Regions from separate parts of the Mus musculus genome. Here region 2 is linked to region 1. The links are chromatin loops, found by intact Hi-C in ENCODE. Cell type or tissue: heart. All regions are shown on one strand. Each heading gives the region's core, and the rest is flanking DNA. Links, peaks and the distances in the headings are about the cores only. Region 1 holds the start of Gm30305 (a long non-coding RNA gene). Region 2 holds the start of Hs3st3b1 (heparan sulfate (glucosamine) 3-O-sulfotransferase 3B1).

What was found. Hi-C counts contacts between places; a loop is a spot of excess contacts. Peaks named below come from ENCODE experiments on the same cell type or tissue, not always from the same donor. Only the 100,000 strongest peaks of a DNase experiment are listed, where the experiment ranks them.
Region 2: it touches region 1 in a loop (12-fold over the local background); 19 of 42 quality-filtered maps call a loop at or near these places.

Annotation. Positions count from the first base shown.
Region 1 is chr11:64,715,135-64,723,626 of GRCm38, reverse strand. Gm30305 (a long non-coding RNA gene) reads left to right here and starts at 4,369. Exons shown (of 4, transcript XR_879925.1): 1 at 4,369-4,587. In heart, for the core only: no CTCF peak of the experiment used is centred there; a DNase peak (open chromatin) is centred at 4,736; H3K27ac peaks cover 313 bases; H3K27me3 peaks cover 315 bases.
Region 2 is chr11:63,921,324-63,929,815 of GRCm38, reverse strand. It overlaps Hs3st3b1 (heparan sulfate (glucosamine) 3-O-sulfotransferase 3B1), which reads left to right and starts at 7,532. Exons shown (of 2, transcript NM_018805.2): 1 at 7,532-8,482. The coding sequence starts at 7,929. In heart, for the core only: a CTCF peak has its summit at 4,374 (motif pointing left); DNase peaks (open chromatin) are centred at 4,515 and 5,255; H3K4me3 peaks cover 1,655 bases; H3K27ac peaks cover 943 bases; H3K27me3 peaks cover 1,609 bases.

The sequences.
Region 1 (8,492 bases), core at 3,675-6,174:
GAGTCATTTCTCCTCAACACACAAAAGCTCCACCTAACACAAATTCGATCATGTCGCTGCTCTTAGTAGCATGCCATATATTTTCTTCCCCACTTGCCCGTGTCCCATCAAAGATGAGGAATGTTGTGTAGAACTCTTGAAGAGCTGAGGTCAGCGTGGAGCCAGTCTGACAAGCTCATGGGAAATTCTTAAAACATCCCAGCCCCAGCTTGGGGCCTCTGTGGAAATCTTCAGATAACAATCTCTGTTTCTTCCAACTTGCCCATCACCTCATCTATAGTATTTGCCCTCATGGTTTGTGTCAGACTTTAAGGAGATGGGGGTAGGGGTGGGAACAGGGGGATCAGATACTTGAAGAAAAAAAAAATCCAGGATGAGAGGCAGCTCAGTTTTTCGCTGCTTACACACTGTAAGACTAGAAAACTAAACTCAAAATAATGAATGCACGAACAGAAAACCGTGCCCTTCAGAGTTCTTTATCGCCTATTAATAACCACGAGGAGCCTTGGAGGACTTTCTCATGCATTCATAGGAAGAGCCCACTCCTGAATGAGTTGATTGTTCAGTGTTTGGCTGGAAGGTCTGTGTTCTGCTCTCTAGTATAGAATGCAGCTGTGTGGTCATCAATGTATATAGAAAATAAATGTTTAGCCACCTCGGGGCTATGGGCTTGACTACTCCTTAGGGAGATCTTGCTGCTCAGCGAAGGAGAACTCACTGAGTACAGCCAGCTGGCTGTGCCCAACAGACAGCCCCAGGGAGAGGCACAGTGTCAGGGAGTGTGGTTTGAGAAGGCTTCCCTAATACTAAAATTGCTTACTTGTTCTCATTTGCTGCATTTGTTTTGACATTTCAAGTAATGTTAAAGAATCTACTCTATTCTATTTTCTGGAAGAAAAGCACAGCTTTAAATGTCTGGGGAGTGCCGCTGTTTGAACACCAGAGCAAATACAGAGACAGGGAGACAGTGCTTCCCTGAAGGCTTTCCCCCCCACAAACCATCCTCTGAGTAAAAGGGCAGAAAGACAATAAAATACAGAACATATCAGCTTTAAAGAAGAAAGCTCAAAGCCACATTCAAGGTTCCTTTCCATTTTCTAGTTACATTCTGCAGCCCTAGTCTGCTATCAGAAATGCTCACAATCCAAAGCGTCTTCACCAGGCGTGACGCCACAAGAGGCAATTTCTGTACCTGACCTCACTTGGCAGATGCCAGTCAAAGCCCAGGAAGACCAAGCCATTTGATGAAATTGCATCCAGCCCTCATGGGTAAGGCCTATGTAAAACATAATTGAACCTCCTGTTTGGGTTGGATTTCTTCCCTGAGATATCTCATTGTGGAGAAGAAAATGTTCCAAAATAAAGAGATCTACAATTTGGGTCTCAGGCATTTGAAATAAAGGACGATCAACCTGTTAAAACTTCCCCTTCACGGCAGCTCTTTGAGAGAACAATGCAGCCGGTCAAAAAGAATATCAGAATAATAATCTTGCCAATCTGTATTTGCTTGAATTTCAAGTACTATGAACATGTTTGGAATTCCTTGTTTAGATTGATGCCTCACAAACGGGTACTTTATATTGAAGACTTGGCAGAGCCTCAGGGCGAATCCCCATATTAGCGAGAGCGTTTCCTTCTCTGAAGCAAGGGACTGTATTAAATACGATAGTACTGAAACGCGAGGAGGGATTACTTGCAGAAACTCAACAGTCCTGATTTTCAGATGCAGTAACAATAGTCAAATGGCCCCTGGCAGTGCCAGCCTGCCTACTGGGTTATTCAGAGTATTTCCTCTTGGGTCAAGCTTCATTTTGCTCAACAAAAAGACATTGTGGTCTATGAAGGTGAGAGGCTATCTCCTAAGCTCTGTGCTTTCCCTGGGTCTCTTCAGTGGAATTTTAACATCTAGGATTGAGAGCTGAGAAATACAGAGAAGGCAAAGGAGAACACATATTGTGTGCATGGGAGAAGCACCTCACTTCTAGTCTAAACAGCTATGCCCTCATCATTTCTTCAGAGTTCCTCCACCTTAAATCAGACTCGAGCAATAAATACCAGAACAACGGATAATCTGTTAATAACAGGAGCTTAACAAAAATGAATGTCATCCTAGCTCGATCTGTATGAGGAGATTCTTGACTGGAAATGCTCAACATGACTATAGTTCAATGGATGTCACATCATTGGATGTTGGGATGTATCTAGTTTCCAACTCTGACATTCAGAGGAGGTCAAGGCCCACAGGTATTCCCAGCTCCTCTCCCTCAGCTTCTTCATATGACAGGAGTGATCTCTTAGGTGTGCATCTCACCGGGCGGACTCTGATGCCCTGGCTTTAAGATTCAGGCTTTGAAATTTCTTTTTTTAAAAGATGTCTATAGTTCTTATCATTCTCTAGTTTATTAAAAGTACAGTAAACAAATAAAAGTTGTATTTATGATGAATGACAGGTTTGAAATAGATGGATAGGGAGATGATGGATGGATAGATAGATAGATAGATAGATAACAGATCGATAACAGATCTGTTTTAGTGTTGGTACTTTGAGATTTTGATTCCTATAGCATTCCTGGTGAACATAAACATTAGAAATTCTCAGTGAAAGTCTAGAGGGCTGAACTCAACAGTATATGAAAATAGTCATGTCCCATGACCAAATAAGCTTTATCTCTGTAATGTGAGGATGTTTCAACACAGACAGATTCATAAATGGAACACACAGTGTTAGCAGAATGAAAAATAGAAATCACATTATTATCAAAATTTCTATTAGTAACTAGTTGGAACTGTGTCTCTAAAGCAAATGATAGAAATCCACACACTCTCCCTAACAAAGACACTTTGTGGGGCTGAGATGTAGCCCTAAACCGGGTTCACCCTGAGCCTCCTTCAAATACTTGGTTCCTACATTTCTCAGCCAGAGTTCAGTGTCATCTCTGTTCACAATTACTATTTGCTGACACCCTGGTTGCCTCCCAGAGATGCTCCAAAGTAAGAAAGGACATCTCCTTCTTGCCTTTGTATTCACAGCCACAAAACTCTGGGAATTGTTCTCACTGGCCAGTCTGCATCCCAGCTAAGAGGAAGAGGAGATTCGTGCTGTTAGCTTTGTTTGTTTGTTGTGTGAGATTGAGCAGTCCAGGCTGGCCCTGAACTTTTAACCTCTCTGCCTTCTGAGTCCGGGGATTGCAACTCCTGTGTTCCACCACACTTAGATGGGTTGTGCATCTCTCACTTTAACTGTACTGACTGGAAGGGGCATAAGGCACAGCCAAAGAGGACTAAAGTATATTCCTTGAAAAATATCCATAAGACAGAGACTCCAGGGCTGTGGGTGTCAGCTAGCCTAAGGGAAGGTGGGACAAAGGTCACTTGTCTACAGCTTATGTGTCCGAAGATAGCTCACTTTAATCTAAAATGCTTAAAACAATGTACTCTGTCCTTTAAATGTTGTTACCTCCCAGTCCTGTGGAAATGTTCCAATGCTCTTTCAAATATTCATATTTTCTGAAGAGGCCTAATCCGCAGTTAAGTCTCAAGTGAAATGAAAGGACAATCTAAGACTGAATGAGCAGGCTTATGAGGAAAAATCGTGGCTTTGCCCAATTCACATAAGGGAAACTGCTAAGCATTTAACCCACAACAAAAGGATAATTAGGCGACATCCCTGTCCATTTGATGCAAGGAAAACATTATTTTAGCTAATTAATAATTTCTAAAGCATTTTCTTAATGACACTTTGATGGCAATCTCAAATGGAAACACATCTGTGTACATACAGAGCAATGACTATTGAAATAGTGTGTGCACGCATGCACACACACATCGTAATTACTCTCTGGATTTGTCGCCTGAGGTAACTTGGAAAATAAAGGTCAGATTTAGAAACCATTTATGGTGAGAGCACCACAAGCCCGGGGAAGAGATTTATTCTCCTATTTCTCATCAAAGCTTTTGATCCTAAACAGCATGCCCCCTTCTTTAACATTTGTTTCCACATTTATTTGTGTGCAATATGAAGGTAGGGCTGAGGACAACTTGCCAGGCTCAGTTCTACCTACCCACGATATGGGCTCTAAGGATTGAATTTGGTCTTCAGGGTTGGCAGCAAGCATCCTTGCCCTCTGAGCCATCTCATTGGCCACTAGCCTATACCTTCTTGTGGTCTAAACTTCATAATACCAAATTTCAAGTCAAAATATACTGACTAGACTACAGCTTTGAAGTTATCGTGCACAGTATGGAAGGTAAAATCATTAAGATTTGATTGGGTATTAAATTGTCTCAATTTATCTCCTTTAAGGAACGTGAGAAACACGCGCGTGTTTTTCCCAGAGAGCTCTGCTCATAAGTACGGGTTGATCCAGCCTCTCGACTCCAGGGGCAGCAGCCAGTTACAATCGGCAGTCAGTACTCTCCTCTCCGTGTATCCTCAATCCTTTCTTTCTCTGGAGGCTCCTATACTGCTCTTTCAGAGTCCAGACCAAGGTTAGACCATCCATGGGCTCCAACAGGAACTGATAGGTGCAAATTCTTTGTCAGATCACTAAGAAATGCTGAGGGCACTTAGACCTTTGAATTAACCAGGTAAGATAAAAACATTTTAACCTAGCCCAGGCACACTCATTTTTCCTGGTGTCCAGCCCCAGTTGGGTTCCCCCTTTTTCTTAGTGTCCAGCCTCTGGGCTTTTGCTGAAGCTTCCGGGTTCTCCTCCAGAGGAGTGGTTCCTCAGACAGGCCCACTGCTGACCAGTAGGGGGAGCCCCAATGTAAAGGCATCGTGGGCTGTTCAAGTTTCTCACACACAGGAATTACATAATTTGTGGCATACTAGGAATGAGATAAGTGCCATTAATGTAAGATTATGTTTTTTTCCTAAATGGGTTAAGATGATTTTAAGTTCTCAGTTAAACGACTAAGAATGAACAGACTTCTACCTGACTTAGGAGTTATTGATGGTTGCTAACTGCATTTTAGAACCTTAAGCACTTTCACAGTTCAGAGTGAAGGGGCAAATAGGGAGGCCAGTGTCTGTCGGTGCAGGAGATGTCAGGGCTGCAGTGGGAGGTGAAGGACACCTGACAGAGACCCCTGTAACCTTAAGACAGTGACTTAAGTGTGGGCCCTGGAGAAGCACCAGTTGCAAACGTTCCTTTGATAACAGCTCAGCAGCCTGAAATCACACACAGCAGGGCAAACAAGCTCATTGCTCATGATCTACACAGATCAGGGTTGGAAACAGGGTAGAAGAACATAGGTCTGAACCCAAGGACAGCCAAATGCTGAAGGCCAACTCTCCTGATTGCCCTTCCTACAACTAGCAGTGGATCTCAATTTCAGCAAAGAGAAAATGGATTTCTTTTCTTTCTCTTTTCTTACAGCTGAGAGATTTTTAAATTAGAGTTAACATGCCTCAAACAGAACTTAGAGTGCATCCATGAGGGTGAATAGACCAGAGGAGAGGTTGAATAAAAGAGGGAAGGGAAGGGAAGGGAAGGGAAGGGAAGGGAAGGGAAGGGAAGGGAAGGGAAGGGAAGGGAAGGGAAAGGAGAGAAATTTTCTTACTGGTTTTCTTATCAAAGTTGAAAAGCTCTATGGAACCAGGGTAGCAGTTACAAAATGGTTTGGAGTTGAAGTTAGGGGATTGTCTACAGACAAATGCAGACTGGATATATACACTTTAAACTGTCGAGACAGATGTGGCCTGATGATAGCTTGCCATAGCACACCAAACAATCACTGAAGTAGAAGGCAGCAGAGTCTACCTTAGAGGCAGAACACACGCAAGAGCTCACTGTGTAAAGCGCTGTACCAGAAGGGAAAGGCTGCCAGAGGCAGTGTTGATTGGCTTGGGGAGAATCAGTGGAGACTTTCCAGAAATCATCATTTTTGCCAGCTTGAAGAGTATGTAGGTATTAGGAGAAAAATGTGGCTTGATGGGTGAGAAGGGAAGTTGTCACCCAGGCTGAAGTAACTGCCTGGATAAAGTCTCAAAACCAAAGGGCCGGGGTTGGAGAGATGAGCCAGCAGTTCCAAGCACTCGCTGCTCTTATGGAGAGCCTAGGTTCAGATCCCAGTACCCACGCTGGGGGGCTCACTACTCCTAACTCCAGCTCCAGGGTGCTCAGACGCCCTCTTCTAGCCTCTGCAGGTATGACATCTATGTGCATATACCCATGTGCACACATACACAGACATATACATAAATAAAAATAAAGTGAATCTTCAAATAACAAAAATGGAAAGAAAATGCTACCCATTGTTGTGACAGAAACCATCTCTGTAAAGTTAGAATATCAACAGCAACAACGACAACAACAAAGATTGAGCTGATAAGGCACAAGCAAAGCAGAGAGTGATTTCCAGAAGAGAGGATTGTTTATATGAATCACTTCAGCCATATATAGAAACTGAAAAGGAGGATAAATACAGTGTCACTTCTAAGTAAGGACGATGCCATAAGAAGATAAAGGCTTCTTTATGTGTATTTTTTAATGTGTATTTTTTTTTTTAAAACGGGAGTCCCTAGAGATCATGAGGACAATGAATAGCAGGAGAGGAAGACTAATGAAAAAGATCAGTTAGGAGACCACTACAGGATTCTGGGATGCCAATGTAGTCTAAGCCAGAGAAATGGTCATGAGATGGGTGCAAGTAAGAGATGATTCATCAAGCCATCTGATATGAGTATGTGGGAGAAAGCAAGAATGACAAGCAGGTGACCATGTTGGAACAGTTAAATGCCATTTTCTGAGAAGGAACCTCAGACATAGATCGAATAGCCAGTTGTGCATTGTACATGTTGAATGTAATGTGTTAATGAGTCATTAAATGGACTGGAATGAGGGAGCCAGGTTAGAGATAAGACCCCATGGGAAGTGGTAAAGACAGTAGAGAATTCCATCTGAGGAGATGGCATTGCCTGAGTGTGTACAGGTGAAGGAGAGAATATCACAGGAAGAGTAGAGAAACCTAAGAAGACGCCAGGTAGACTATGGCTGAGGCATGAGGAAGAACTTATCCCATGTCCCTGCAGCAGGGAATCATAAGGGTATATTAAATAGATAGAGCTGTTAGAGTATTATTGAAACAAATAAGTGTCTAAGTTACATACAGAAATCTTTGACCCCTCCTTGAGTACTTTGAAAGGATGTATGGAAGGGCATATTGGAAGCTCATAAGAGAATGACACTTTATTTGACAGCTCAGCCTAAAGATGGGGTGATAGAGGGCCTATAGTTTCATCAAAGAAATGTGCAGTACCCAAAGAAAAAATTTATTAGAAGCTGGGATATTTTAGAGAAAGTGTATAGGCAGTAAAAACGGGCAGAGGTTATCTCTTCTGCATTGAATGAGAATAAGAGGTGTGAAACAAGGTTGTGAAAAAAAACCCACATGAGCTACATTCTGAAAATGCTTTGTAAAATGTGATGCTATGTGGGGAAAATCTAAGTATCCAAGCCAACGGAAGTCAAGGCAGTTTTTCATCAGTGGTAACTTCAGAAACAGGGAGACAGCACTTAGAGAATTCTGAGATGAGAATACAGTGAGATCATAATTTTATACCCAGCTATTGTTTATGAGAAAAGGTGCTCAAAATTTTTGGATATCCTGGAATGCCCATGCCTGTCTTGGAAATTTATTCAGAAAATTCTAGAAAGCAAGAAACAAATCAAACTTAGAACTTCACAACTATATCACAATGACAAACTAAGCACTTGCACACACTTTTCTACTCCTCCACCTTGGAGAAAAACTAGCGGAACGGGAACAGGGTAATATGTCCTTACAGGATAGAAGGTTCTGGAAAAAGAGATTTAATCAGCAGATCAGAATTCTAAAGAATTTTTGGAAAACTATATGGTAGACTGACTTGGCAGTAGAAGGAGAGTAGAGAAAACCACAAACAAATGGAGACATCTGGCTATCGTGAGGGCGTGTGCCTGTGGTTAGAGCTACTGGAGAGACTGCAGTGGAGGATTGCTTGAGCACATAAATTTGATGCCAGCTTGGGCAATATATCAAAACTTACCAGGAAAAAAAGAAGGAATTATGTAAGGAAGAAGGAAGGAAAGAAAAAGAAGGAAACAGAGACAGCTGGGCTTCTGGAATGGGTCACTGCAGAAGACAGCACTGGTCCTCCCTAGAGAGCCCTGGAAAGTCTCCAAGATCACCATCAATGAGGGTTAGAGATATTTGTCGAATGATGTTGGATGAATGAGCAGGCTGTGTAGTAATTAGCAACATAATTAATTGAAGGGTTGCCAGCCCAGCTGGGCTGGTCCTCAATTCTGATACACAGAAAGCTGGCTGTGTTACTTCCTTCTGTATAATGGATGAGATGTGTCCTCTAAATAACATGGTAGTCCTGTCTTCAGGAAAGGAGAAATTAGTGGAAGGGCAGCTTTGTGCCAAGCTCAGTTCTAATGTGACTAGGGAGCCTGGGACTTCTTACATGCCCCTGCCTCATCCAACCTCTTAGAGGCATCTGC
Region 2 (8,492 bases), core at 3,125-5,624, 790 kb after region 1:
GTGGGAGAGCACAGAGCACTGTTGACCTGTTGACCACTCCATAGAATGACAACACTGCCTTCCCAAAGGCACACAGCAACAGAGGCTGCCCCTGGACTCAGGACTACCCCGCTGCAGGGCACAGCCTCAGTAAGCAGGAGGTATCCCCACTGAGGGGCCCAGGGAAGACAGAACAAAGCAGGGGACCTAGCAGAAAGAGGAGACATAGAAAGCAGAACTGTGACTAATAAATACAGTAATACATTCTGCAAGAAAGCCCTTAAGCCCAGGAGGGTGTGGCCTCTCAGCAGCACAGGTGAGGGAGTACCTAAGTAGGGCCAGCAAAAAGAACCACCCAGCTGCTATAGATGCACATGAAATAAACGCAACAATAGGGCTGTTGAGATGGCCCAGCGGGTAAGAGCACTGACTGCTCTTCCGAAGGTCCTGAGTTCAGATCCTAGCAACTGTATGGTGGCTCAGAACCACCCGTAATGAAATCTGACACCCTCTTCTGGTGCGTCTGAAGTCAGCTACAGTGTACTTATGTATAATAATAAATAAATCTTTGGGTCGGTGCAAGTGAGGACGACTAGAGCGAGTGGAGTTGACCAGAGCCAGCAGAGGTCATAAAAAAATTCAATTCCCAACAACCACATGAAGGCTTACAACCATCTGTACAGCTACAGTAAGTACAGTCACATACATAAAATAAATAAATAAATCTTTAAAAAAATAAAAAAAATGCAAGAGTAAATAGAGCAAGTAGAACAGAATGAATGCAGAGAGCTGCCATTCTGGTGATACGGCCACTGGCTGGAGACATGGCTGGGTAGCTAGGAGCACTGACTGCCCTCAGAGAGGACTCAAGTTCAGGTCCCCATACCCACATGGCAGCTTATACGTGTCTGTAGGGCCAGCTCCATGACACCGTTTTGTGGCCTCTGTTGGACACACTGTACATATACATACAGGCAAATACTCATACTCATAAAATTAAAATAAAATAAACCTTTGAAAAACAGTCCACCGTAATTGAAGATTTGATCCTTTAAACAGAAGAGTTTTATAGGTAGATAGAAGGAAATGAAGGACAGAGCGCCGTGTCAGACATACACCCCTGAGATCACATTTACGTGAGACAAATAATTTGAAAAAAAAAAAAGTTTCTTCTATACTTGAGGGTATGCTCTGTTCCAGTTTTCAGCTACTTCAAAATTCAATGACTTCAAAGCCCAGTGCTCAGAGGGTAAGGATGCTAGCTGCTGGGCATGAGAACCAAGATATGATACCTGGGACCCACATGGAAGAGGGAGAGAACCAATTCCTGAAAGTTGTCCTCAGACTTCCACATGAATGCTACGGCACGTGTGCATACTACCCCTGAATGAATGAATGAATGAATGAATGAATGAATGTAAAGCCTCAAGTTAGTGACTTCAAGTTACGATGATTTGTTTCATCATTAGGTGGTGGAACCATTCGGAAGCAGAGGCACTGGTAGGAGTCTGGTGGGTGTCCTCTTACAGTGGGGCCTCATTGCTTTCTCCTCTGGAGGGAGTGATGCTATATCTCAAGTGGCCAGAGAGATGGGGGAGGGGCCATGAGGCTGAAGCTTCATGGCTCCATCAGCTCCCAAGATCATGCATCTTTAATGACATAGGGTTAGGTACTGATGCTCAGGAAAACACAGAAGCCCCTGTAGTGACATCTGGGGAGAAAAAAAAAAAAAGAAATTATAAAGACGTTAAAAGTTCATGAAGGAGGGCAGTGTCGGAATACTGGTCTTTTAGGGCAGGAACCTGTTCTGTAGGTTCTTAATAATGATGGATTCTTGCCATTATCCACTTGTCAAACCTCACAGAATGTTCTACACTGAGGCCAAAGCCTAATGCAAACTGTGGGTCTTTAGTTAATACCCTATCAATACTGGCCATCAACCGTAACAATAGTGTAGCACTGAAGTTACCTATATACACAAACTGATAGGCCATGGTCACCCATGTCAGGGTAGAGTTGCTATTTAATACTCCCAGCTTTTAAAAATGAAGTGCAGGGCTGGAGAGATGTACCAGCGATTAAAAACACCTGTTGCTTGTTCCCAGCCCCCTCATGGTGGTTCATAACTATTTCTATCCACAGTTCCGGGAGGTCTGTTGCCTTCTTCTGACTTCCGTGGGCACCAGGCACCCACATGGTACATGTACATACATGCGGGCAAAACATTCAAACACATAAAAAATACATGTAGAGAACTGTATTAGACTGTGTACTTAGCAAGTATGGCTGTGTCTGGTTTGGTTCTGAAAGAGACATAATCTATATTTCTTGTACATTTGACTTTTTACTTTTTCAGGAGCTATGTGATTTTCCATCCTTAACAAGTAAAGGTAGTTCGACACAGATGAACTAACAGGTGCGAGGATAGAAACTGTACACAGATATTGCTGTGGAAACCGTATAGGAATAGGCCGGGGTTGCTGGTATGAACCATGCCAGAAATGGTAGGCACAGATGGGTCCCGTGAAGTGTGCAGGTGCCCTGTTCACCCTTCCCCAACTGCAGAAGGGTCAGGAAGCAAGTTTGGGCAGAGGGCAGAAGTGGAATTGAGACATGGGTCCACACCTTTCACCCTTTCCTGACCCCATAGGAGGCTCTGGAGCAGACATGATTTCAGCCAATCAGCAGAGGATGCCCTGTGACAGGACCGCCCTTAAGCCCCGCCCCACTGCTCTCTCTCTATAGGGACTCTGCAATCAGAAAAGGCAGCTGGATGAATAGCTTGCTCTCAGCTGGTTGTTGGGAAAGAGATATCCTTGGGCTAGAAAGTGCTTACTGGGCTCGCTCCAGGGAGCCCGCAGCTTCCTCTACAGTGAAAGCAGGGACAGAAGGCAAGGCGGACCTGTTGGAGAAGCTCAATGCCCTGCCGTCCATGTGGTCTCAGAGATGTTCCAGAAACCCTTGTCTTGTTGTAGAGTGTTAAAGCTCCCCCTCGCACTTTTTTAAATCGGGCACTCAAGAGGCAGAGGCAGGAGGATCTCTGTGAGTTCAAGACCAACCTGGTCTACAGAGTGAGTTCCAGGAGAGCCAGGACTACATACCTAGTGAGGCCATGTCTCAACAAACAAAACAAAACAAACAAAAGCCAAACAAACAAATAAAGAAAGCTTGTTTTAGACAGTGGGGAGCTGGGTGTCCTGTAGACACATAGTAGGGTTGTAGCACAACTTTGTCTCCATAGGAAGTTTCTAGTGGAAAAATTAAATGAGATTAGTTTTTTTTTTTTTTTTTTCAGACTTCTGTCCATCCATTAGTGAAGGGCATCCCCGGGAGAACCGAAGACAGAAGTGGTGGGGACGATGATGATGATGATGATGACGATGATGATGATGGTGTGTGTGTGTTTATATGTGGGGAGGGTCTGCTTCTAAGAGGAAGGGCTGAAGACAAATCTATGGCCTGATCTTCTGCGGCTCAGGAGAGCGACTTGACTTTGACTTTGACCAGTCCCGCAGGCAGGCAGGTAGCAGGGAGGCAGATTATAGAAGCAGTGCAGATCTGCTGGAGCACAGGTCAGTGTCCACACGGGAAGAATCACTCCTTCCAACTGGGAGGCCTGACGAAAGTATAATCACAGAACTCTTTAATCAGCCGGAGAGTCCCAGCTGTGAAGGTCTTCCACCTGAGAAGACCTCCTGGTAGGGCCTGCTGACAACCAAGCTATAGCTAGAGGACATCCTGACAGAAACTGTGACTTCCAGAGCAGGGAAACATCCATCCTGAAAGGCTCAGGAAATTCCTGGGTTCTCTCACTTCCCATGCCTTGCCCAGGTCTCCAGGGTACAGGGTAGGGTGGGCGGGGAGGACCCCGGCCCAGGGTGCTGTTCATGGTGCAGGAAAACTACGGAATCAGCGCATCACTTAACCCTCACGTCATAAATTCAATCTGAGCATCACACTTTTTTTCCCCCCTTATGAAATGAGAACTCGCATCCCTAGCGAGGCTGGCAGCTGAGTCACTCAAAGACCCCAGACTTTATTTACTCAGAATCCAGGCTCAGCTCTCCGTGGGGGCTGATGTTGCCTCTCACAGTGGGACTTGGGGACTGAAGCTTTTCTAGCCTATTGGTCAGCCACTGCCTCCACCCCTACCCCCCACCGCCATCTCCAGGAATTCCTTACCCATCCTCCCCATCCTATGCTTAGCTTCTAGGCTGCGGCGCCTATAGCCTTTTGGGGAAACAGAGAGGACACTGGCGCCTGTGACGTCCAGGAGGCGCCAGCAGCCTTAGGTGCCGAATCTAAGCCAAAGTTGAAGCCTCTCCGCCCCGCTCTGCTGAAACCAGATTGCCGCAGCCAACAGTCCAGCAGTAGCGCAGGTCGGAGCGCTCCCTGGTGGGCGGGCAGGGTACCCGCGGCCGCGCTCACAGCCAGTCCCTCCAGATCCGGCTCGCAGCTGCTCAGTTCCAGGGGCGGCAGAGCTGGCAGCGGGCAATGCAGAGGGTTCCGGTGGCAGGAACTGGGGCTCTGGGCCACCGGTTCAGGCCGCCCAGGAAATGCCTTCTCTGCCGTTCCGCCGGGACAAGCGGGGGATGGGAGGGCGAAGCCATCAGAAAGGAGGCGGGTCAGGCGCAGCTGCTAGGATGGAAGCCGGAGAGCGTGTTCTGCTGGAATCTTAGCTCAGGCCATTCCTTTTTAGAAAGTTTGGAGTCACAACAGGTTGCTAGCTACAGGACCCAGGGAAAGAAGGCAAGGACCACCACTGCCTTGCAGATTAGACTGGGTACTCGCTCTCATTAGGTAACCATGAATAAACGAACCCAAATAAGACATAAACCTCAGGTGTGCTGAAGCTGAATTCTCCCCTTAACATATTTTCCAAAGAGTAAGCATTGTGGATAAGTTTATTGGAGGGCATTTTTTTTTCTTTTTCTGGTTCTGGTGGTAGCACTTGTTGGATACCCAGGAACGATAGATAAAGGTAGGGGGTTCCAGTCAGATTGGCATCAGCTCTGCCCAAGATCGAATCTCAGGCTTCGCATTTGGTGTGTAAGGCCAAGCAAGAAATGGCATCTGCTGAGGTCTGAACGAGGGAAGCTATGGCACAGGAGTAACTCCCAAGTCACTCCAGGATAGCTCCTGGGGAGTTTGAAGGCCAAAGGACCAAAGCGTGCAGTCGCAGCCTGCAACTTGCTCCGAACTGCAAATTCTGACCCCGCCCACCCGCTGACCTTGGACGGCCGAGGCCCTGGCTTGGGGCATAGAGAGAACTCCCCTATTGTTCTCCGCAACCGGACCTAGTAGGCCAGGCTGCGATTTAGCCCTTAGGCGCTCAGCTCAGCGCCACACTTTTGGCAATTTCCGACGCCCACGTCTTTGCTTCCACTCGTTGGCTTCCTCCCTCCACCCCCGGAAAAAGAGACTCCAAATATATCCGGTGGTCTCGATGTGTAATCGCTCACTTAATGGCCTTTGCTAACCCACAGGACAGGGACCATTTCTATTTACACGTAGTCAGGCCTTCAGGGAGCCACGTGGGAACTGCAATTCACCACTTTCAAATCAGCAACTTCCTTCCCATCTAAATAACGAGAACTTGAAAAGGCGCCGGTCGGAGACCCTGATCTTTCCTTCTCGAACTGAAAACAAAAAGCCGGACTAGTGCTCAGAGATGCATTTGTTCCTACATTGACTGATTAACTTTTTTTTTTTTTTAATGAGGACTATTAAATCACTTCGAAGAACCCACATCTCAGCGACGGCGGTGGGGAGGGGTGTGGAAACCCTAGAAATCCTAACAGCTGCAATAAAGGAGAAGAAAGAAAAGTGTCCTCCGACTAAATGATTTCCCTCTCAACCGTTTTGTAGGAAATTGTCTTGGGCTAGACACATAGGGATGTCAAAAGAGTATAGCAAGAGCGCAGAGGTCCGGTGGCGGCCGCTCTGTCATCTTTGGTCACCGCTATGGCTAGGATGCACTTCAAATCCGAGGTGCACAACTCAAACCTACTTTTTTAGCTTGGCTCTACCGTCCGGAAGCCGGACCGTGGAGGAGCAGCAAGAGCTCTGGGCACTTGGGGACATTAATTCCGGGAGGGAGACAGTATGCACTCTGATTACCCCCACACTGTCTCAAATAGTTGAGTAAAGGGAGAAAGGATAAGATCGGTTCCGCTTCGCCCGCCGGTGCCCACCGGGAAGTGCAAGGCGCCTGTGGCCGCAGAGTGAGTCACCTCCTGCGTCCCCGCGGCCTGCACGGGGGTCGGAAGGAATGAAAATTCTGTCCCGGAACCGCACGCAGCCTGGCGTTGGAGGCCTTTCGGTCTTGCGGAAAATGGATTCCAGGCACCGAAAGGCTCTCAAGCCGCCACTTGGGTGAACGTCCCCATCCCGACTTTCCTAACTCCGATCGCCAGCGCAGAAATTTGGCCAGGCATCAGCGCCCGAGCTTCCCTCACCAGAGCTGACAGTTTCTGAGAAGACCCCTTTCCGGGCCGCCCCCCTGGACAAAGGTGCGAAACAAGGAAGCCTCGGAGTGGATTTTCACCATTAAATAAGTGCTAGTCACTACTCCTGAATTTACCCCATATCAACATTCGACTTAAAAAAAAGTTATTGGGGGAAAACGCCTAGGATTCAGTACAGAGTCATAGGTCAGAAACCCAACCAATCTTCTAAGCAGGGGCGGATGCCGGCTTAATTGTTTGTTCAAGAGAAAGAAGTTAGAACATCTATCAAATTAATGATGCCAAGGAACAGATACCCATATAAAACTCCGACATGTGACTTTAAGTTTCAACTAGTGTCTTTAAACTAAACAACCTTCCTTCTCTCTGTTCACCCCCCAGGCCTTTTCAGGAGAGTTTGGAAAGAGTGAGATAGTGTTTACGTCTGTCCCTATTAAGCGCCAGGCACAGGGAGACCATTCTGGACAATATTGAGAGAGCGGGAAAGTTAGTGACTTCCGCCGAGGTTTTCCCTACTTAAACTTCCTAAATCAGGGTCTGTTGGAGGCCCTTCCCTGAGCCCCGATTATGAAACTGGGTTTGCGGGTGGGGCTGGAAACACGTCTGGTCGGCTTTCCCTCTTCCATCCCTGTCTCTTTTCTGCAGCTTTTACACTCAGGAGCCGGATGGCGGGACCCTTGGATGAGGACTGGCATCTTTGTCACATAGGCAACTATAGCCAAGACTGGCCTCAGAAGCGAGTGTGGAAAAGCGCGCGTGTATAAGAGAGCGCCACTCAACCGGGTGGGACCTCTTTCAGCGTTGGGTCACTCCAGCATCCTCACCATCTGCTCCTGTCACCAGCCGATGGCCTCGCCTCCCTGAACCCGCCCCTTGAATTCTGAAGCCAATAGCAACCCCATACTGCTCTACCCCCCTTCGCGAACCCTTTCCACACCCCCACGTTCCGAGAGACGATTGGCTGTTTCGACTTGGGTGAAGCTCCGGCATTTGCATGCTGCTCGCGCCTCCTGGTAGGTAGCGCAGCCCGTCACTCGGAAGGCCGGGACCGCCCACTCCACCTCAGTGCTGGGCTCTCTTCCTGCGCAGTTCTCCGCCGCAGCCTCAGCGGGCAAGCGCCGGGGCTGCTCTCAATCTCCTGGCTGCGAGGAGGCAGCCCCGGCGAGCTGTCGTGCGCCCCGTCCAGAGTTACTGAGTGCGGGGCACAGCGTAACTGACAGCGCGTCTGCTCACAGTTCCCGTCGCCTGGACTTAGCTTTCCAACCCCGGCTTCTCGTGGGCATCATGTCAAGAGCCGTCGCCGCTGCAACCGCCGCCGCCACCCGGGGAAGAGCCGCAGCCTCGGCAGCCGCGCGCGCAGGAGGGCAATAAACCGAATCACTCCGGGCTCAAAGTGGCAGGGGACCGTCGCGGTGCTCTCTGTTCCGGCGGGACTCCTGCCATGTGCTGAGCCATGCCCCTGGCCGCGCCCGCGGGCCGCGTATGGGGCAGCGCCTGAGCGGCGGCCGGTCCTGTCTCGATGTCCCGGGCCGGTTCCTGCCGCAGCCGCCGCCGCCCCCGCCGCCGGTGAGGAGGAAGCTCGCGCTGCTCTTCGCCATGCTTTGCATCTGGCTGTACATGTTTTTGTACTCGTGCGCCGGCTCCTGTACCGCCGCTCCCGGCCTGCTGCTCCTGGGCTCGGGGTCCCGCGCTACTCACGCTCAGCCAGCCCTGGTCACAGCTCCGAATGAGACATCCCCTAAGATGCCCTTCCGGGCACCTCCGGCCAATTCGCTGGCTGCAGGCAAGGATAAGACAGTAGGCGCTGGGAGCCAGGAGGAGCAGAGTCCAGAGGCGCCGGACTCCCCCAGTCCCATCTCCAGCTTCTTCAGCGGCGCTGGGAGCAAGCAGCTGCCGCAGGCCATCATCATCGGGGTGAAGAAGGGCGGCACGCGGGCATTGCTGGAGTTCCTGCGCGTGCACCCCGACGTGCGCGCCGTGGGCGCCGAGCCCCACTTTTTCGACCGCAGCTACCACAAGGGTCTTGCCTGGTACCGGTGAGTTTCC